Linked DNA regions of Mus musculus: regions 1, 2 and 4 are each linked to region 3. A link is a loop called in an ENCODE intact Hi-C map of the cell type or tissue named here. Cell type or tissue: heart. All regions are shown on one strand. Each heading gives the region's core, and the rest is flanking DNA. Links, peaks and the distances in the headings are about the cores only. Region 1 has its middle 5.0 kb from the start of Art3. Region 2 overlaps Scarb2 (scavenger receptor class B, member 2). Region 3 holds the start of Sdad1 (SDA1 domain containing 1). Region 4 holds the start of Scarb2 (scavenger receptor class B, member 2).

Evidence for each region. Peaks named below come from ENCODE experiments on the same cell type or tissue, not always from the same donor. Only the 100,000 strongest peaks of a DNase experiment are listed, where the experiment ranks them.
Region 1: it touches region 3 in a loop (11-fold over the local background); 36 of 42 quality-filtered maps call a loop at or near these places.
Region 2: it touches region 3 in a loop (2.2-fold over the local background); 4 of 42 quality-filtered maps call a loop at or near these places.
Region 4: it touches region 3 in a loop (3.0-fold over the local background); 5 of 42 quality-filtered maps call a loop at or near these places.

What each region holds. Positions count from the first base shown.
Region 1 is chr5:92,379,169-92,384,677 of GRCm38, forward strand. It overlaps a transcript of Art3 not described here. Among named protein-coding and RNA genes, the nearest start is that of Art3, 5.0 kb to the right of the region's middle. In heart, for the core only: CTCF peaks have their summits at 1,740 (motif pointing right) and 2,821 (motif pointing left); a DNase peak (open chromatin) is centred at 2,791; H3K27ac peaks cover 339 bases.
Region 2 is chr5:92,485,901-92,491,409 of GRCm38, forward strand. The region is part of intron 1 of Scarb2 (scavenger receptor class B, member 2); the gene reads right to left. Among named protein-coding and RNA genes, the nearest start is that of Scarb2, 17 kb to the right of the region's middle. In heart, for the core only: a CTCF peak has its summit at 3,281; a DNase peak (open chromatin) is centred at 3,281; H3K27ac peaks cover 1,121 bases.
Region 3 is chr5:92,309,953-92,315,461 of GRCm38, forward strand. Sdad1 (SDA1 domain containing 1) reads right to left here and starts at 72. Exons shown (of 22, transcript NM_172713.2): 1 at 1-72. In heart, for the core only: a CTCF peak has its summit at 2,552 (motif pointing right); a DNase peak (open chromatin) is centred at 2,559.
Region 4 is chr5:92,503,302-92,508,810 of GRCm38, forward strand. Scarb2 (scavenger receptor class B, member 2) reads right to left here and starts at 2,356. Exons shown (of 12, transcript NM_007644.4): 1 at 1,891-2,356. The coding sequence starts at 2,007. In heart, for the core only: CTCF peaks have their summits at 2,427 and 3,335 (motif pointing left); DNase peaks (open chromatin) are centred at 1,560, 2,330 and 3,150; H3K4me3 peaks cover 2,263 bases; H3K27ac peaks cover 2,281 bases.

The sequences.
Region 1 (5,509 bases), core at 1,670-4,169, 70 kb after region 3:
TGTTTTCTTTATCCATTCATCCACTAATGGACATCGAGGTGGTTTTCAGTTTCCATAGCTGTGTGGACTTATCTCTGTGTCTTCAATTCTATTCCATTGATCAACATATCTTTTTTTGGTCCAGTGAAATAAATAAATTTTAAAACATGCTGTTTTCATGACTATGGCTCTGTAGTACAACTCGAGATAGGAAATGGCGATACATCCAGCCATTCTTTTATCATTCAGGATTGTTTAGCACTTCTGGTTTTGTTTGGTGTGTGTGTGTGTGTGTGTGTGTGTGTGTGTGTGCTTTCATATGAAGCTGAAAATTGTCTTCTCAAGTATAAGAATTGTATTGGAATTTTGAAGGCGATTACATTTAATCCATAGATTGCTTTTTGGTAGGAGGGTCGTTTTCACTATTAATTGGTATTAATTTGGTATTAATCCTACCAATTCGTAAGCATGGGAGATCTTCCCATCCTCGGAGATCTTCAGTTTCCGTCTTCAGTGTCTTAGAGGTTTTATCATACACATTTTCACTTGCTTGGTGAGAGTTACCCCAAGATAGATTTTGTGAAAGATGATGTCCTCCCTGACTTCTTTCTCAGTTCATTTGCCACTTGTATATAGGAGGGCTGCTGAGTTTTGGGAGTTCGTTTTGTATCTAGCTACTTTAGTAGGAGTTCTCTATTAGAATTGTTAGGGTCATTTATGGATACTATCATATCATCTGCACATAAAGATAGTTGGAGACTCGAGTCTCCGTTGAGACGGTAGGTGGTGGTCTAATAGGTCTGCTGACATGCGCTGCTTGGGCTTTTTCTCTTGCAGCTTTCCATAGTCTGTCTTTGTTCTGTAAGTTTAGTGTCTTGATATGTGCTTATGTGCTGAGGGGGCTTTCTTTTCTTTTCCAGTCTATTTGTGTTCTGTAAGCTCCTTGTACCTTGATAGGCCTCTCCTTTTTTTTTTTTTAATTTTTTTAAAAGATTTATTTATTTATTTATTTATTTATTTAATGAAAGTACACTGTAGCTGTCTTCAGACACCCCAGAAGAGGGCACCAGATCTTGTTATAGATGGTTGTTAGCCACCATGTGGTTGCTGGGATTTGAACTCAGGACCTTCAGAAGAGCAGTCAGTGCTCTTAACCGCTGAGCCATCTCTCCAGCCTGGCCTCTCCTTTTTTAGGTTGGGGAACTTTTCTTTTATGATTTAATTGAAAATATATTCTTACGCCTCTGCCCTGGGTTTCTTCTCATTCCTTTATTTCTAGTATCTTTAGATTTGGTCTCTTTATACTTTCCCAGATTTCCTAGATGTTTTGTGCCAGGAGTTTTTAAATTTTAACATTTTCAGCCGGGCATGATGGCGCACACCTTTAATCCCAGCACTCGGGAGGCAGAGGCAGGCAGATTTCTGAGATCGAGGCCAGTCTGGTCTACAGAGTGAGTTCCAGGACAGCCAGGGCTACACAGAGAAACCCTGTCTCGAAAAAAAAAAATTAACATTTTCTTTGACCTAAGTATTCTTTTCTTTTATCTTCAATGCCTTCTCTCTTCCATCTCTTGTATTCCATTGGTGAAGCTTGCCTGAGTTTTCTTTTTTTTCCCTTTGTCTTTCTTAAAAGTTTATTTATTAATATATATAGTATGAATATATAATATATAATCATATATATTATAATATATATTTAATATATATGAGTACATTGTAGCTGTCTTCAGATACACCAGAAGGGGGCATCTTATCCCATTACAGATGGTTGTGAGCCACCATGTGGTTGCTGGGAATTGAACTCAAGACTCAGTCTTTGCTCTTAACCACCGAGCCATCTCTCTAGCCCCTTGCCTGAGTTTTCTGTTTGAGTTCCTAAGTTTTTCATTTCCAGTGTACCTCAGTCTGAGTTTTCTTTTTTGTTTGTTTGGTTTTTTTGTTTGTTTTTTGTTTTGTTTGTTTGTTTTTTGTTTTTTCCAGACAGGGTTTCTCTGTGTAGCCCTGGCTGTCCCGGAACTCACTCTGTAGACCAGGCTGGCCTCGAACTCAGAAATCCGCCTGCCTCTGCCTCCCCAGTGCTGGGATTAAAGGCGTGCGCCGCCACGCCCGGCTATTCATTTCCTTGTTAAGGACCTCTAACATATTTATGAAGGTTATTTTGAAGTCCTTGCCTGGTGCTTCAACTATATAACATTTCTCAGGACCTACGGGTAGAAGGTTGCTGGTCTTTAGTGGAGACACATTGTCCTGGGAGTTATTGTGTCTGTACCTGGGAGTGTAGGGTTTGGGATGACTGTAATCTTAGGTCTTGTCTGGTCTTGTCTTTGTTGAGTGGGTACTCTGTTCCTTGACTTCTGTTCCCTCTCTGGGTTTTAGGAGAGTGTGGTGGCTGTGTGCTGCCTGAAAGGGAATATTTCTGAGTCCCCGCAAGTGTGGTCACTGAGGGTTCCAGTTAGAATGTGTTCCTTGGTACTGGGAGCCGACACTGGTTCCCCCTCTCCCTTTTTATCAGGTGGCTGGCTGTCCTGCAACCTCTACGCAGGTTCCCTTCTCTTGCTGGCTGTCTTCTCATAGAAGGTGGGAAGCTGGCTCTGCCTCAGTCACCTTCTGTTCACTCAAACAGAGATTCCCTGAGAACCCATCAACTATGCTGGCCAGGGAAGCAGGCTGGCAGTCTTCGCGCTCCCTCCAGTCTGCCAATCTCATCCCCAGATCTGTAACGGATTCTCAGTTATAGCCCCTCTTTGAGTAATACTTAAATTCAAAGTTTGTTTCTGCCAAGAGTGGAGCCTATGAAATGGAGAGATCTTGTTCTTTTGCTGCCCTCTGGTGGTCATTGGCATATGTACATGCCATGACATACCCATGCACGTGCTCTCGCACACTAATAGGAAATAAAAGAAATACAAAGTTAATTGATTTAAAAAAAAAAAAAAGATGAAGAACAAAAACAAAAACCAAAAAAACAGCTCCTTTTGAGATAGTAAATGTTATATACCGTAACATTTACCTAATTGAAATGTATAGTTTTTAGCTGGGGAGTAATGGCACATGACTATAAACCTAGAGCTCGGTATGGAGGCAGGAGGATTGTGAATTTGAGGCCCATTCGATCTACCCAGTGCACTTGAGACCATTTTTAGAGCTTCTGACACACTGCATGCGTGCAATGTCAAAGCATCAGGAATGCTAGGAAGTCAGTCACCAAAGACGACACACTGATTCCGTGATAATATTTAAGGGACACAGAGAAATCTGTGGTGCCAGGTGGTGAGTGAGTAGCAGGGTCTTTGGCGGAGGGAGGAGGTGGGCGTGGGGAATTGATAGGGAAACGCCCTCGCCGCTTCCATGGCCCTGGAGAGGAACCATCTTTGGAGACACTGTCCTTATGCTCGGTTACTGCAGATATGTCATGCGATGTAAATCTATCATTACTTCTTATTTTTTATTTTTTTGGTTTTTAAAGACAGGGTTTCTCTGTGTATCCCTGGCTGTCCTGGAACTCACTCTGTAGACCAGGCTGGCCTCAAACTCAGAAATCTGCCTGCCTCTGCCTCACGAGTGCTGAGATTAAAGGCGTGCACCACCACTGCCCGGCTCTACTTCTTATTTTTAACAGTTGAATAATACTGTTCGTTATCCATTTATTAGAGGATGGACATTGGAACTGAAATATAGTTATAAATATTATTATAAATGTCATTGCTAGCCGGGCATGGTGGTGTATGCCTTTAATCCCAGCATTTGGGAGGCAGAGGCAGGTGAATTTCTGAGTTCAAGGCCAGCCTGGTCTATGGAATGAGTTCTAGGACAGCCAGGGTTACACAGAAACCCTGTCTCAAAAAACAAACAAACAAACAAAAAACCTGTCATTGCTATTATAAATAACATTGCTTTTCTAAGAGGGGGGAATGAGGGTGAATATGAACAAGGTAGATTATCTACACTTGTGAAAGTGTCACAATGAAGACAGTTATTGTGTATAATTCATATAGCTACTGAAATATTCTGAACTTAAAAAATAAAATCCTGTGTAACTTTTTAACACCCCCATGCCCCCAGATTTAGACTAAAGCCCACCAAGGTTGTGTGTGTATGTGTGTGTGTGAGAGAGAGAGAGAGAGACAGAGAGAGAGAGAGACAGACAGACAGACAGAGACAGAGACAGAGACAGACAGACAGAGACACACACACAGAGACACAGAGACAGAAAACAGAGACAGAGAGAGAGAGAGACAGAGACTTTCTATAGGGCCTCAGCAACTGTCTCTGAAAAGCCTGTCTTCCGTCTTGAGTGTGTACACATCTGGGCAGGGTGTCCTATCATGTCCGTACACATGTTTCTTTAGCATCCTTCTCATGTAACTATCTTTACAGCATGTATCATTTGGGACCTGTCAGCTTATTGCTATGATATTCTTAGCGTTTGCAAACTGGGGTGAGCCCTTTGGTTTCTGGACAAGGTCTGAAGCTACACCAAGTGGTGAAAGCCCTGAGCAGAGATGGATTAAGGTGCTTCTTAACAATACACCAGCTACGCATGATCGTTTCACTAAGGACTGATACAGAGACTTTAGTCAGCTGAGTCAGACGTGCATGTTACCATATGAAATAAAATGTACAGTGTATAACTGGGCAGCACGGACCCTGATCTGCCCTCAACAATTTGCTTTTAAGATATTTGAAGCTGAGGAGGTGGCCCAGTGGATAAACTACTTTCTTCACGAGCATGAGGTTCCGGCTTGGAAGCACGATGGCTTGTGTCTGTAACCCTAGCCGTGGGAAGGCAGAGGCAGGGAGTCCCCTGGGACATGCTGGCCAGTGAGCTACATCAGTCATTGCCAGGGTTAGTGAGAGATCCTCTCACAAAAGAAAAGGTGGCGATGGCAACCGAGGAAAAATGCCTGACCTCAACCTCTGGTATACACACACACACACACACACACACACACAGAGAGAGAGAGAGAGAGAGAGAGAGAGAGAGAGAGAGAGAGAGAGAACAGAACAGAGACACAAAAAGAAATACATAACAATTTTTTTGAGCTTGCTTTCCTGAAGTCAGGTACCAATTCTTCAAGTAAAAAAAATTTTTAAATCAATGTTATGGTTTATATAAATACTTTATTTGTACATTCTGGGAAGGTTCTGTCTTAGACATTGAATACAAAGTGTATTGCTTAATACAGCTGGGTTACATAAACATGAAGTCAGAACCGGTGGCCTTCTGCTGAAGCTGCCCTGCTGATGATCTCCTCTGACAGCAACTCCAACTCTGTCGCAAAAGTGCATTGTTGGTTCTTCTTTTGACATTAATACCATAGTCTGTATAGAATAGTACGGTATGAATCGTCCCATTTTAATAACAGCAACAGCTAGTTTAACATTGAACTTACAGAACACATAGAAATCAAATGTGAAGGAATGGGTTTGGCTAAAGAGTTGGCTCACGAGGTCTCCCTGCAACTCACGACAGAAAGCAGCAAGGCTTGAGAGTGCTCCTCCTCGGGACCTCACTCAGCAGCTGCCCAGC
Region 2 (5,509 bases), core at 1,849-4,348, 180 kb after region 3:
TCAACCTGGTTCCTACCAAACTCTGAGCCGTAGCCACTCTGTCACACAACCTGGTTCTCATCTTCGAGTAGGTGAGCCTTGCAGGGGTTGAGCTAGGAAGGGCAGAGAGACACTCCTCGGGGATGATCATGTCTGTCCTGTGCAGAGTCAGCAAGAATCTGACCTGAAGACATGCAGGCGCAAAGGGAGGGCAGGGTGGCCAGGCTCTCGCCCTGCTTTTACCCATCTCAGGGGCCCACATCAGGAGTCCACCCTCCACAGCAAAAGCACATGCCAGGTGCCTGTCAAAGTCTGCCCTCCTTGCTTGCTTATTTTAATTCTTTCTTGGGCAATCACTTGCAATCTCTTGAGAACATGGTTGTATCTGACATTAACAGGTCTCACTGTCATTAAGCCTAAGAATCAGACAGACAAGTTAACACCAGCTTTGTTTGGTTTGGTCTTCCATTTGACACCCAGTAACTCCACCATCAGGAGCTGTACATGCATCCATAGTCAACCCCTGACATGTCTATAGAGATGGCTGCCTCTGGCTCAAACACAAACTGAGTTTCATGACTACTGTAGACAATTTCTATTTCCCACAATCCTTCCTCTACTTCCTACTTATGTCATGGGCTAATATCCCCATATCTCAAATTCATATTTTTTAAGTCCTAATTCCAAATCTTCAGTATGTGAGCATATTTGAAGACTGGATTTTTTTTTTTTTTAGAGAGGTGACTGAGGTTAGATGAGGTAATGAACTCGGGAACCAATATGACTAGTTTCCTTATAAGAACAAAAACATAGGAATAAAATGCTCCCAGAAACCATAGGTTATTAAATGAAAATCCAGTGTCAGAATTGGGCTACCTCCCTATGAGTTGTTGTTCGGGGAGACCTCTGAGGCTTCCAGAACAATACAGACAACTGCTACTGCTCTTGGTTGCCTAACAGAACTAAGTGAGAACATATGCTTCAGTCACAGGATGGAGAAATCACCGTGGAATAGGGCCAGAGGCTCCCTCACTGCTAGCTAGAGCCAATAGCCCAGAGTGAAGAAGAATTACCCAACAGTCTTACTCAGATGTGACCCCTGAGTGTCACTGACTGGCCAAGCAAAATTTCACCTACTGGCGCAATAGTGGCAAGCTTGTTAGGGGAATAACCAACCACTTTCTGATTAGATTTGAAGCCTGCTCCACAAGACAGAATTCATATTTGGCATTGTAAACCTGCCAAAACTCCTAGCCTGGAAGGCATAGGCCCTGGTGCCAAAACTCCCGGTGTCTTTTAAGCTAGCAGACATGTGTCCAGCTGCCTTCTAAATAATTATGTCTATGCCCAGGAAATGATGTTGCGGTCAGCTTTAGTCAGAGAAGCGGCTGCTTAGAGTGGACAGAGCTACCTGCAGAGACTTACTACTTGTCAAAGTAAGGTGAACAAGTGACTTGGCTAGCTCAGGCATAAATGGCGTATCTGTGTCACCTCCTCTAAGGCACGGAGGTCCAGCCGTCGTTTCTATCTAATAACTTGCTAAGTCAGTGGGTTGAGATGTGACTGATGGAATAGAAATGCAGAAACAAATCACATGACTCCTTGGCTCCTCCAGCTTCTGAGGTCCTGCTCTAGCGTCTGCTTGGCAAGGCTCATCCTCTCCAGGCAGGAACTCTCTGTCCATGTTAGAAGTAGGTATTTAAAAGCTTTGTGACTCTTTTTCTCACCCATTAGGTATTGGGAATTGAATTTAGGGCCCTGTGGGAAACTAGGTAAGCACTCAACCACTGAGCTACATCTCCAGCTCTGAATAAAAGTTTTAATTATTATTATTGTTATTTTGAAACACTGAGTTACACAGGTTAGCCTTGAGTCAGCCCAGACTGGCTTTAGTTTCACAAATCCTGGGATTACAGGCCTGGCTAAGATCTGGCTTTATCTTATTTCCTGACCTCAAGCCTAAACTAGCTGAGGGCAGAGGGGCAGTAAGCTGAAGAAAGCAGACTAGGTATACACTTGAATTACAAGAACGTCTCTTCCTATACATCTCTCGTATACGGTTTTTGACAGTCTATCAGAAACTATTCATCCAATGCCTAGAAACTGTACCAGGAACTTAAGCTACTTTAAACCAGTGTTGGAATTATGAGAGTGGAGAACCTGGAAATAATAATTACTTCATCTTCCAGAGATCGCTTTTTCTGGTCCAAAACTTTCTAGAAAAAGGCAGGGCAATAACTGTTTCTTCTCCACAAACGCCCCGAGGAAACCTGTACTGGAAGAAACCTGTACTTTCCATTGGACAGCACAGAGGTATCACTTAAGAATGGAGTGGTCATTACAAAGTGAGTTCCAGGACAGCCAGGGCTACACACAGAAACCCTGTCTCGAAAAAAACAAAACAAAACAAAGAATGGAGTGGTCAGCACAGGAAACACCTAATAACGGAAGTCATTAGGGATGAAATCAGCAAACTAAACCGGAAAATTCAGCTCTTCAGCATGTAACCAGCTGAGTTGGCTGTTGACTTCTCGAAACAGTGTAGCATTTACCTTGCCTAGCACGTGGAAGGCTCTAAACTCAATTCCTGGAAGTTGGAGGGTTGGAGGAGTTGGGAGTGGGCAACACAAATCTGGCTTGGGTCTGGAGAGGCTACTTGAAAGCATTACTGTAAATGGAGAAGGGACTGTTGCCAAGGGCAAAAGCTAATAGGGATGTTTTGTTTGCAGGAGTCTCAAGGGTTAGGCTTAAGTTTCATTCCCTGGGAGGAGTGGTCAAGGCTAGAGAACAGTGTCAGGAGAAGTGGGGGTGCCTAGGAGTGGCCGTATCAGCCAGTGAGCAGAGGGCCTCACCTGGAGGCCAGCTATGGTCCAGCATGGGGGAGGGAAGTTCTGTACAGAGAAGAAAGGACTTGGGATCTCACTTATATGTTAAAAAGATCATCTACAAAATTACAACCCCCCCCCCCCAGAACCTCCTGCAAGGGAGAGCTGAACAGCTGGGTAAGCAGCTGGGTTTATACCACTTGGTTTCAGCCAGCTCTGGCAACCCAAGGTATAAAAAATACAAAGTGGGGGGACTTTCCAGAAAGAAAGAAGGCAGAACTCCTTCCAGAAAGGGTGGAAGCCAGATTTCTCGGGCATCTCTAAACTTGTCTTTCTGAGGTTTAGGATAAAAATAAGCCTTTAGAAACCCCGTCTCCTTAAACAGAGCAAATGAAAACACTCCTGGCTAGCACTGAAACAGTCCTTGACAGCTTGCCTGCGTCACCGTTGGTAGCGGACTCTGGCACACCCTGGTGTTCTCCCTGTGGTCAGCCTGACCCATGGCACCTCTCTGCCCTGACTACTTAGAACCGACGCCATCTGAATACACTGTTCTGTTCTCTTTCATAGTCTCAAAACCTCCCCCAGTTTCTATAAAGTTCTTGTATGTTTGTTCTGTGTCATATAGCTGCAGGTTAGGCTAGTCAAGGAGCCCTCTGTAAATCCCAGAAGAGGCCCTGGGCCTTGTGTGTGTGTGTGTGTGTGTGTGTGTGTGTGTGTGTGTCTAAATATGTGTGTCTATGTGTCTGTGCATGTGTGTATGTATGTGTACATGTACGTCTGTGTGTTTGTATCTGTATGTTTCTGTGTATGTGTATGTGTGCATGTGTGCATGTGTGTGTGTGTGTGTGTGTGTGTGTACATCCATGTGTGTTTTGTGCATGTGACTAAGGGGGAACAAGAGAGCAAAGAGAAGCTGTATATGCAACTGCCGACATTTCTAAAAGCAGTGTGTCTTTATCTTTATCTTTTCCTGCATCGGCTCACAAACAGTCACGCTGCCAGCACAGCCAGCTGCCTACTGGGTACCTGCCAGACTCTGGGGCTGTGCTAGAGGCCTCATTGTATCTGAGCTTTAAGTATAGGTCCTACAAGATAAGAATTTCCAGTTTTGCAATTTGTATCGAAGTCAAACACCAAAAGAGCAATGGAAAGAAAACTCCAATTTTGTAGACAAAGAAACAAAAGCACAGACTTCTGCAAGTTGCAAGCCAGTATGTTAAATCATGTCTGGACAAGCCCTGGTCTACAGTGTAGCAAAGCCCAGGTTTGCTTACCATACAGCCTGCTGCAGTGACCAGATTTAGCAAATACAATCATCTTTCATGGAAACAACAGTTTCTTAAGTATAATTATGTCCCAGATATTACATGAACTACATAGAAAATGAATCTTTTAAATTTTAAATTTTAGAATTTAATCTTTTAAATATATATACACACATATATATTAATTTCTAAAAAAAGTATTTGTATTGGAGTTTTGCCTACGTGTATATCTGTTACACTACATGTATGCCTGATACCCAAGGTCAGAAGAGGGTTCAGGATTCCCTGGCACTGGTTACAGATGATTGGGAGCTCCTGTGTGGATGCTGGGAATCAAACCCAGATCCTCTGAGCTATTTCTCCAGCCCAGAAAATGATTTAGTCTTTACAGAGGCATCTGAAGGATTTGGTGACAAAGTGTTGTGATATCTGCAACTTATATGGAAATAATTACCAAAAAAAAAAAAAAAAAAAAAGAGGGGGGGGGGTGTCAGAGAGCTATGACCAGACGGTAACAACTGATAGCAGGAAGTGAACGGTAACATCATATGCACAAATACTAAGATAATTACTTTGCTGTTCACTTGGGATGTAAATTAAACTGGGTTTTATAGCTAGCATCCCTACCCTCAAGGAACCATAACATAGAAAGCATAATGCCCTGGACCATGAGCTTCCCGGTCAGTCACCTTGAGTTCTTAAGGCAAGCAGGGAGACTGTGGGAGGTCATGGTGAGCTCCATCAACTGGCATCCAAGGACCGAGAAAAACTGAAGCCCAGAGCCCCCATAGCTGCTCAGCCCTGCTATGCTAATGTATCCAGAGAAAGCACTGGAACCTTATACCACAAGACAGGACAGAGACTGGGTCCCTGTGGATGGAACCTCCTAGCTTTGTGCCAGATACATAAGGCACGGGGTGTGCACTGCAAAGAGCTTGCTCTGCAAAAGTGGCGTTAACCCACCAGCTAAGTCACGACCGACCTTAAGTTCAAGCCCTGGGGATGCCTCACACAGGAAGTCTTTCATTCTGCCACATACAAGGAGCCAGTGTCACTGCCACAGCTGCCCTGTGACATTCTTAACATGAAGCCACAGATGGGGAGGAACTGCTGCCCACCCCCCCAGGGCTCTGCTGTGGTAGTGACAGCCCCAGAAAAACACCCAACTGCTGAGCTGTCTTAGTCAGACCAGACTAAAAATCAGCATGAGGTCCTACATCAGTTTTACAAATGGCTTTGGGTTATGCTTATCAATTTTAGCCAGATAGAATGGGATAGGTTTTCCTACGCACAATACTTCGAACCATCATTAAAATAAAGACTGGGGCAGATCCCTTGTTATAAATTTAAAAGAAAAGCTAAACTAAAAGGCAGAAAAAACTTACTTTTCTGTTCATCGGCCCAAAGGTACAAAGTAAAGTCTTTCCTGTGACAGGA
Region 3 (5,509 bases), core at 1,245-3,744:
CCCGCGGCAGCTTAGACTCGTGGGTCCCAGTGTAACCGGAAACGGCACGTGGGACACGCCGCTTGCCCGACCGAGCTACGGAACGCTCAGAGGATCAAACTTCACCACCCTGCTGCAACTCTTTGTAGGCGTCTGCACGCTATCGGTCCCTGCCGGTGGACAACCGCTACTGGTTGTCACCAAACTCTGGAGCAGGTTTCCTTATCTCAACATTCTTTTCCACTGAAAACAATTTTTATACAATATATTTGATCATGTTCTTTTTCCTCCGCCAATTCCTCCCAGTTCTCCCCATCTAGCTCAGCATTCTTATGGTGGCCCAAATAAATGAGGATTAATATGGGACTCAGGTATGACAGCATACAACTGTAATCCCTGTACTCAGGAAGCTGAGGCAGGAGCATTATATTTGTTTGGGGCAAGCCCGAGGCTTACTCTGTCTCAAGAAAAACGACAGAAATTAAGCAGGGGCCTGGGGACTGGTTCAGGTGTCCTATCTCATAGGAGACCCTAGGTTTCTTCTCCAGCTCTCCATAAACTGCGTGTGTTGGCTCATGCCTGCAACCCGCATACTCAGAGAAGAGGCGGCGGGAGGGTTGAGACTCCAAGGTCATCCTCAGTTACATAGGAATTTGAGAGAAACCTGAGATACATGAGATCCTGTATTATAAAATGAGGATTAGGGGCTGGAGATGGTTTAGCAGCTAAGATCTGGTACTGCTGTAGGGACTCAGGCTCAGTTTGCAACACACGGTGGCTCTCAACCATCTATAGTTAACTCCAGCTCCTGAGAAATGTGTGCCCTCAGCAGGTGCCTGTGCTCACAGCACACATACCCACACAGAGTTGCACACACATCACTAAAACAAAAACCTTGTCAGAAATGAGAATCATTTTCTTTTAGGCTGTACTAAAGGTAGAAGAAAAAAATCCATGAGGAGTATGCTTAGAGAATATGTTTTAGAGAATGGCAAAGAGCAGGGGTGGAGGTTAGATTGTTTTTTTGTTGGTGTTGGTTTGTTTGTTTGGTTTTGTTTTTTGAGACAGGTTTCTCTGTGTAGCCTTGGCGGTCCTGGAACTCACTCTGTAGACCAGGCTGGCCTTGAACTCAGAGATCCATCTGACTCTGCCTCAGGAGTGTTGGGTCTTAAAGGTGTGTGCCACCACCGCACCCAGGCAACTCTCTTAATTCTAACCACAGAGGGGAAAACAGCTGTTGGATGGTAACTAGGTTTTTGTTTTGTTTTGTTTTTGTTTTGTTTTGTTTTTTTCGAGACAGGGTTTCTCTATGTAGCCCTGGCTGTCCTGGAACTCACTCTGTAGACCAGGCTGACTTTGAACTCAGAAATCTGCCTGCCTCTGCCTCCCTACTGCCGGGATTAAAGGTATGCGCCACCACTGCCCGGTAGATGGTAACTAGTCTTACACTAATAGATGAATCAAGGTGTTATTATTCTGTGTAACCTAAGCAGTTTCCTAGATCAACTTCATCCAAGGTTACCTGACACCATGTTAGAGCCCAAATCAAAAGAAATTTATAATCATATCTGGATAAGTCCTGAGGACAGTTAGATCAAGAGTGCTCGTGAGGGCGTTAGTGTTCTATGAGGGGATTTTTCCTTCCAGAGGCCGTCAATGTTTGTGGAATGTAGATGGCTAACTTCTAAAGTTTTTCCCAATTCTTTAATCATAAGATTAAAGCAACATTTTAATTTTTTGAAAATTTCCTAAAATATGTTTTTGATCATATTACTCTTCCCCTAACTCCCCCAGACCCACTCTCTCTCCTCTCTCTCTTCCTCCCCCTCCCTTTCCTTTCCCCTCCCCTTTCCTCTCCCCCTCCCTCTCCTTTTCTGTCTTCATCAAGTCCAGTTTGTGCCGTTTGTATATTTTTGGATGTGCAGCCGTCCGCAGAACATGGTCATCTTCATAGGCACTACATTGCTGAAGAAAACTGACTCCCTTGTCACCTTGTCATCCAGCAGCTATCAGTGAGCAGTAGGTCCTTGCAGAGGACAGGTTCAGTTCCCAACAACGACATGGTAGCTCACAACCATACGGAACCCAAGTTCCAGGGGGTCTAATGCCCTCTTCTGACCTCCTTGGGTACCAGGCATGCATATGGTGCATATACATTCCTGCAGGCAAAACGTTCATATATATTAAATAAATAAACAAATAAATAAATACGTAAAATCTGAAAAGAAAAAGAATTTTAAAAATTATCTCAAAAGGTGGTCAACAGAAATTTTCATTACTCTCACTTGAAACCAAGAGAGAGGGCACTAGAGAGATGGCTCAGCTGTTAAGAGCAAGCACTGACTGCTATTGCAGAGGACCTGGGTTCAATTCCTGGTTGCCCACATGTCAGCTCACAATCGTCTGTAACTCTAGTCCCGAGAATTCTGACACCGTCTTCTGCCTTTTGCAGATACTCTGCGTGCATGTGCTGTACAGGCGAAACACCGTGCACATAAAAAAGAAGAAAAAGGAACCAACATTGAGAATGTTCCTGTCTGCCTAAAATACATTGTTTTGAGAAACTGTTAAAGTCGCCACTAGGGGGAGCGCCTGCTCTTGTTTTAACAACAAACCAAACTCCCACAGGCTTGATTAAAATGACCACCTGCAGATTAAATCAGCTAAGACACGTCTGCCTTTTCTAAAGCTAACTTTAGAATCCAACTCGGGTTGCCCTCCTGGGCAGCAAGCACCAACACCCGCTGAGCCACTCACTGGTCAATAGCTTACTTTTTAATTGTTCCTTCCCTTCTCCACTACTTTGTATATTTATTATGAATTTTGCCAGCAAGCCCATCGATTTCTTTCTTTCCTAGGAAAAGAGAACTGAGTTGTTATGGACGCCCCTAGAACCCTAGGCAGAACTCAAACTCATCTGGGCATCATCCTTTTATTTTCTTAAAACTTACCCCCAGGTCCTTAAAAAACATTTTTTTTTCCTCAAAAAACCCACTGAATAGTTTGTTGGGTTTTGTTTGTTTGCTTTTTGTTTTTCTGTTTTTACACCTGAGAGCTTGAAGAGTAAAAGCATATTGTGATTTCTTTCAGCATTTATTAATTTCTGCTCTTGGGGATATGGTTCAGTCTATAACTGGTCTGCCTTGTGGGCATGGGGACTGAGTTCCATCCCTAGAAGAAAGAAAAAAGAAAAGCTGCCATTATGGTACCTACAGTGGCCTGGTGGGGAGTGACATGAGATACGGGGGGGGGGGGGGGGGGATGGATAGACTTTGGTGCTGACTGGCTGAGCAGCCTGGCCTACCTGGTAAGGTTCATTGTCTGTCTCAAAAACAAGGTGAACTGTACCTAAGAAACTTCTCCTGAGACTGTGGTCAGGCCTCCGCTTGTATTCGCATACTCAGAAATACACAAATAGGAACATGTACACGTATGTACAAATGCACGCACACATATTACACATGCACATGCAAATGCACACGCACGCGCACGCACACACGCACACAGAACTGAGCTAAGGATGTAGCTCAGTTGCTGGAGTGTGGTACACCTGCCATCCTGGAAGTTTGAGATTTGTCTGGGCTAGAAGAGACCCTGTCCTAAACAAACAGACAAGCAAACCAAACAAATACAACTTTATTGATGTGTGAGGGATAAACGAAAAATTGTATGTATTTAAAGGGTACAAGTGTCAGAGTTTGGACATATTCGTAGGCCTGTACATCCATCTTCATAGTTTACATGACACACAGCATCACCTCCTAAAATTTCCTCGAGACGTGTGTGTCTAAAAATAACCTTTCTACCTTTTACACAAACTTTAAATTAAGGGCATAGACAATATTACAGAGGGTGTGCATATGCTATACAGTAGATCTTTAGGGTGGTGACATTTTAGTTGACCTTGAAAGATTTAATGATTGTGAGAGTCAGGAAGGAGTCACTAGTTCCTTAGTGGACAGCCTATGTTTAACATCGGGCCAATGGTTAACCTCAGAAGGACAACAGGAACAAAGGCTGGCCCTTATCTGCCAGTTACCTTGAGGAAGCCAGATGAAACGGACGCTCTTCACTGCCTTGTTCGGGAGATCTGCTGTTACTCCCACATCCAGCCCAGCCATGGGAAAGCAATTGTTGTGGCTGCATTTGGGTGTTACTCATTTTTGTCATAATAGGAAACAAGCGGGAAAATTCCCCCAAAGGACCCAAGGTCGCGATACTCACTGTATGAAAAATCATCCTCTGTGAAATACAATCTGTGAGTAGTATTTTTAAACCAAAGTATATAAGGCTTTATGCATTTCTTTGCAGAGGACAGGTCACGATAAGGAGAGAGCGTGCAGTGCCTAATTTGTCCACTTCTGTCTTTGAGTCACACTTACCTGTTGGTTGGTTTTTGTTTTGCTGTTGCTGGTTTTCCTTTATTCCTCTTTGGTGGGAAATCCAGGCCATTATGCATGCTAGACACCCGCTCTACTACTGAGCTACACCCCCAGCACAATATAAGTATATTTAAAGGCACAGAGCGGGGAATCTTTAGAAAAACAGCCAAGCGTCAACATGGCTGTCTATCTGTGGTGTGAAAACCATGGTGTGCTGAGAACGCTGAAATGGAAGAACATTCTGGAACAAACCTTAGGGCAGTGGTTCTCAACCTATGGGTCATGACCCTTTGGGGATCAAATGACCCTTTCATGGGAGTCCCCTAAGACCATTGAGAATATCAAGGTTTTTACACTTCGATTTGTAACAGTAGCAAAGTTACAGTTATGGAGTAGCAATGAAAATGATTTCATGGCTGGGGTCACCACAACACCAGGAACTGTATTAAAGGCCACAACAATAGGAAGGCTGGGAACCACTGCCTTAGAGAAGCCCTAGTGGCAATCATCTCCCTTCCTTTACTCTGCAAATGAGGTCATTGCTCTGCTGAGAGCCAAGGTACTTTCAGACTCTAGTCAGTCAGGAAGAGGCAAGATCCAGACCGCCATATGTTGCAGTGACTATAAATTGGGGGTTTCTACTCCACCTTAGATCATTTAGTTCCCAAATAAAAGAAACAAAACCTTTATATTTATAATGAGCCTTAAAGCACTACAGCTGGGCAGATACCAGCCCTCTATGCTGTTTTGTGTATTCCGTTATCATTAGCCCGGAGGTATGACTTGGCATGCTCTGCCAGGCTCTTACTCCACCTGGACAGCCCTCCTGGCCATGCTCTCGTGACCCACCTACTCTTCTTCCTTCTTCTCCTCTCCTCGGACCCCAGCCTGGCAACCGAAGCCCCGCCTACCTCTCTTCTGCCCAGCTACAGGCTGTAGGCTCTTTATTCAACAAGTAGTTTTAAGGAGGAAGGTTACATAGCATCACTTGGTGTACAGAGGATCTCCTCATCCCTAAGGACCGCCTCGTTGAGGGCAACCAGATCTCAGGGCCAGTATTAACATTACAGTGCATAGCCACAGACCAAACCTCAGCAGCCATCTACTCTAAATATCAGGCTTTTACATAGACTTCCATTTCTAACTTT
Region 4 (5,509 bases), core at 996-3,495, 190 kb after region 3:
CATGGTACATGCTTGTGATCAATCCTAGCACCTGGGAGTCTGAGACAAGAGCTGTGTGTTCAAGGACCAGCCTGGGCTACATAATGACACTCTATCTCAAAAGGAAAACGAAAAGATCCCACAAGTAGTCCCGGGCTTCTCATCAGGAGCATGGAGCCAACATTCATTCCCTGCCCTTCTCATCTGTAAAGTCCTCTTGGTCTTTCTCTCTGTTTGGGATGACCCTACTGGTTTCCGAGGAAAGTGCACACTGGTAGCCTCAGGTTCACTTACAGCATCCCCATTCCATCTGCTGAAATGAATCTATTTCCTTCCTATCAGACATCCCGTGGTGCACCCGCTCTGCAGCTCAGGCCCGGCAGTTCTGTAAGTCTGGTGTTGTGCTATAACTTATCAGTCAGTTTCTTCCCAGGAAGAAAAGCACTTGTGGCCAACAGAAACTCAGGTCCTGGGACGCTACTTCCCAGATAGATACCCCTCCCTGAATAAAAACGAATTCACAAGAATCGGTGTTTATGGCTGAGGTGCTAGGAGAAACCTTTATCTTACCAGATCCCCCCGCCCCAAAAACACCCAGACACATGCACACACACACACACACACACACACACACACTCACACACACAAGTGGATCCACAAATCATATTCTGACTGTTGTATTCCTTACTCACGCTACCAAAGCAAGAGTTTAAAGGGCTTGTTTTTCTCCTTGAACACACACAATCAGGGCAACAATGGTCTTTGAGAAGCTCACACAGTAGGCTTGGTCTTCTCTTGGCAATGCCATCTCATTAAGGCTTGAATAAGGCTTTGCCTTGACACTTAAAAAAAAAATCTTTAATTGCCAGACTCCAAGTAACTGGTTACTACTGCGAATCTCTATTTAGGGACATCATCTATTGGCATTTGGAATAAGGCAACTAATTTTATTAATCTGGAATACAGTGACTCCAAGCAGACTCTCAAGCCTAAGCTTTTGTACCTGGGAGACAGCAACAGAGATCAGCGAGACATTATGCATAAGAATGATGCTAATGAGAAAGGCTACCCCAGTGACTCATTTGTTTAGCTCTTTATTTTTAAAGGAAAAGGTGACCCTAGTAACTCTCTCCAGTTCCTCTTTCCACCGTGCCTGGTGAATGTGGGTGAAAGGGTAAAAGAAAAAAGTGACCAGGGTGGCCCCAGGATGGAGAAGTCTTCCACATGACCAGTTTTCAGGCCCCATCAAACACCCTGGGAGACAGGTCCAAATTCGTTAATTACCCAAGTAATGGCTGATGAGCACAAGTATGAAACAGAGACAGGGCTGTCTGCGAGACACAGAGCCGCTAAGCACTAACTGCAATGGATAAAATGTCACCCATTCCTAAAGCCTAGACTGTTTGCCATCTGCTCTGCCCTGCCCTGCCCTGCCCTGCCCTGCCCTACCCTACCCTACCCTGTCCAGCCCAGGAAGGAGAACACAATAGACCTCTCACCCACTTCTCATCCCCAGGCTCACTCCGTTTCAAAGGCTGCGCGGGCAAGCCTACAAAGCCAGCCTCTTCTGCGGTGCTTTTACGCATTTCTATTTCTTTGTCAAGTGCGAGGGAAACAGGGCTCAACATAGACCGGGTGCGTAGAGGGGTGTGGAGAATTGCTAAGGATAGAACGGAAACGCAAGGCTTTTCTACAAAGTCGAGATCTGTAGACTTACAGGTTATTTAAAAGGAAGAGTCACCTCAAGTCTCCACATCCTGCCAACCCGGGGAGGCAAACAAGAGCTGTGTTCTGCAGGCTCGGCGCCAACGCAACTCTCCCCACACAGGGTCCGCAATGGGAGGGTGGCCTAGAAAGACACCACACACACACACACACACACACACACACACACACACTAGCCTGCCTCACCTTCTCGATCGTCTGGTCTACCGCCTTCTGAAAGACTCGAGCCACTAGCAGCGTGACGCTGGTCACCAGCAGCAGCAGAGACAGCGTCCCCGCCGTGTAGAAGCAGCATCTGCCCATACTGCGCGCAGCTCACCGGCCAGGCCTGGGACCGAACGGCGAGCTGGAACAAGCCTCCGCCAAGGCCGAGCAGCAGCCGCCCAAAGCCCGGGGCCCCTGCGGCTCCCGCACCTTCTCCGTGCGTGTTCAGCCGCTGCCCGCGCAGTGCGCACAGCCCTGGAGTAGATACCGGAATGAGCAGCAGAGCCGGTGCGATCGCGAGTGCCGGGGCCGCCTGGCTTTCGTTTTCTCCGGCTGCTGCAGCCAGGGAGGTGCAGGGAGCGCGCAGAGCGGTGACGCGGGCTGGTGGGGCTCGCCAGCAAGCCGCGGCGGCGGTGATGGTGACGGCTGGCGACTGCGCCGGGAAGCGGGAGGGGCCGGGCGGAGGCCTTCAGTCATGTGCCCTGCAGCGGCCCCTGCGATTCGGCGGGGTTGCGCCTGCATCCTCTCCCTGCAGGCGGCGCGGTCATCCAGGGAACTGAAATCGCCCTTCCCCATTCGCTCTGCCGCTTTCTTTCTCCTTCAGATCTCTGCTGAGGGCCCACGGTGGGCCAAGCATGGGGAACCCCGGCTGGACGCGCGGTTTCCCTTACTCCAGAGGATCTCCCGAGTTCCTTGGAAGATTTAAGTACAATGTAACTAATGCTTTTACAAGGTGCCTGCTGACTTGTGCCTGATTTGTACCTGCAGAGCCTTGTTGGGTTGAACTGGGTCTTCAGGAATAAGTCAGAGTGTGTCCTCAAGAAAGTGAGGAGGAGGCGTTTGCCTCCGCAGACTGAAGGCAAGGGAGTTAACTGTTGAGTAGTCTAGGCCTTATGCTGTAGGGTTTGTGGTGCCAAGCCCTCGGAGATCAGATTTTGAAAGGCTCTGTGTCCTGATAAAGGGCGTTAACAGAGAAGCAAGTCAAGTAGAGCAGGTGTTTGTTGTCTATTTTGTCATCATCAGTTGAATAAGGGTTAGTTCCGTGACTGGCACACACATACAGACACACAAACACGCGGCAGCCCTATTATGAAGCAGAAAGAAGTGCTGTACAGGTTGTAAGAGGAACTGGAGTTGGGATGTGGGGGGTGGGGTGTGATTTCGTTAATGGGAAAAGGCAAGTAGGGAAGCTGGGTGCAAAGTAATACCTACAAGTTCAGCAAAGCCGTGGGGAGAGAGTAGTCCTTGAGGCAAACTGGCATGTCCCCAAATTCTGACATATCTCAGATGTAGACCTGCCTTAAATATCCCTGTTGTGCTTAATCAGCGGACTGGGAGCAACCTTGAGAAGTTAGTCTTTACCAGCTTGGGATAGATTTCAGTCGTGTTCAACAGCTGAGAGGCTCATCAGTCACTAATGCCATCTGCAGGGGAAGATCTGAACTGACATTTTCTTGGCCAGGCCAGTGTCCTTATCATTAAGGAGTCAGCCCACCAGGATGGAAAACACTCAAATAATCGTGACACTGGAGGCAGCCTGTACCATAGAGGGAGACCTTGTCTCAAAAGAGGAAAGAAAACAAGCAAAATAGAAGCACACAAAAGAAGCTCTGTCTTAAAATTGAAAAAATAGATAAAGGAAAAAACCCAGCAGAGTAAAATAAAATCTAAAAGAAAATGGGGGGGGGGAGGTATGTGCAATGAAAAAAATGAATTTAGATGAAAGTTACACTGTTGCTGGTGTACTACATAGTTAGTTAGACTCAGGACAATTGCACCTGCACAGATTTCTCTCTCTCCTCTCCCTCTCCCTCTCCCTCTCCCTCTCCCTCTCCTCCTCCTCCTTCCTCCTCCTCCTCCTCCTCCTCCTCCTCCTCCTCCTCCTCCTCCTCCTCCTCCTCCTCCTCCTCTTCTTCTTCTTCTTCTTCTTCTTCTTCTTCTTCTTCTTCTTCTTCTTCTTCTTCTTCTTCTTCTCCTCGTCATAATTTCCAAACAGTGGTGGTGTCCATGTTATTACTTTGTATTAAGGATTGTAAGTGACCTAAACTAAAGAATAAGGATAGATGCGTGTAGGTTCCATGCACATACCTCTTCTCTCTCTCTCTCTCTCTCTCTCTCTCTCTCTCTCTCTCTCTCTCTCACATTTTCTTTTAGATTTTATTTTACTCTGCTGGTTTTTTTTTCCCTTTATCGATTTTTTCAATTTTAACACAGAGCTTCGTGTAGCCTAGCCTCCATGTTGCTATGTAGGAAGATGATGACCTTGTGATCTTGCTTCTACTTGTCCAGTGCTGACAACATGGGTTTCTGATGTGCTGGGGAATCAAACCCAGGGCCTTTTCTTTTCTTTTCTTTTCTTTTCTTTTCTTTTCTTTTCTTTTTTCCAGACAGGATTTCTCTGTGTAGTCCTGGCTGTCCTGGAACTCACTCTGTAGACCAGGCTGGCCTCAAACTCAAAAATCCACCTGCCTCTGCCTCCCAAGTGCTAGGATTAAAGGCGTGCGCCACCACTGCCCAGCTAAACCTTTGATTTATAATGGCTATAGTGATTTGTTAGACCAATAGAATATGACAGCTGCTTCGGATTCTCTGTCTTTTTTGAAAGAGACAGTCTCCTGTATCCTGGGCTGGCCTGGAACTCAAATGTAGAAGGATGACCTGGAACTTCTGAAGCTCCTGCCTCTGCCTATCAGCTGCTCTGCCCGGTGTCCCAGTCTGTTTCAGGGGACATGCTAGGCCCCCATTTTCAAGCAGGGGTTGGGCTTTTGCTGCAATCCCAGTATCTTTTCATTCGTTAACTAGGAAAAGGCTTTTCTAAGTAACCTTCGATGCTTGTCACTCACAGGTTGCTCACTGGACTCCTGTCCCCACCTCTGACTTCTAAATCAAATACCATTGGCTGGTTCATCCTGGAGTACAAACTCCATAGACAGCTACCACCCATTCCAGCCCTGATCCCTAATTCCAGCACAGCACCTTCTTCAAGTTCATAAATGTGTGTAATATTATATCATTTCTCTCACTCTCCTCTCTTAACCCCTCCTGCACCCCTCCCCAAAGTCATGGCCTTTTAAAATTACTATCACATATATGTGAATAACCATATAAACACAACCCAGAGTCCATTTAACATTGCTTATAGGACTGACCACATGGTAGTAGATAACCATTTAGTGCCATCATCCCTGGGAAACTAATGACTCTCGTCAGTCATTAATTGCCTTTAGCTCTTTGTCTAGGGTTAGGACCTTGTAAGATTCCTCCCATCCATGCTGACGTGTCAGCTGGTGGTCTTGAATTTACTGTAGCTATCCTACCCCCAACCCCACTCCATCTTAGTCTCCTGGGAACTGGGATCACAGTTATGGGCCACCACACCTAGAACATTAAGGTCCACCTTGCTTTGTTTGTGTTTGGTGTTTGAGATGCTCTTACTGTGTAGCCCCAGCCGGGCTCAGAGTCCTGATCTTCCTGTCTCGGTTTTCCCAGTGTTGTGATCACAGCTGTACACAATGGTGTCATACGCTTGAGGTCCCTTCTTGTCTCTATTTGAGTCACTGGAATAGCGACAGACTGTGTAGATAGGGAGATAGAGGCAGCT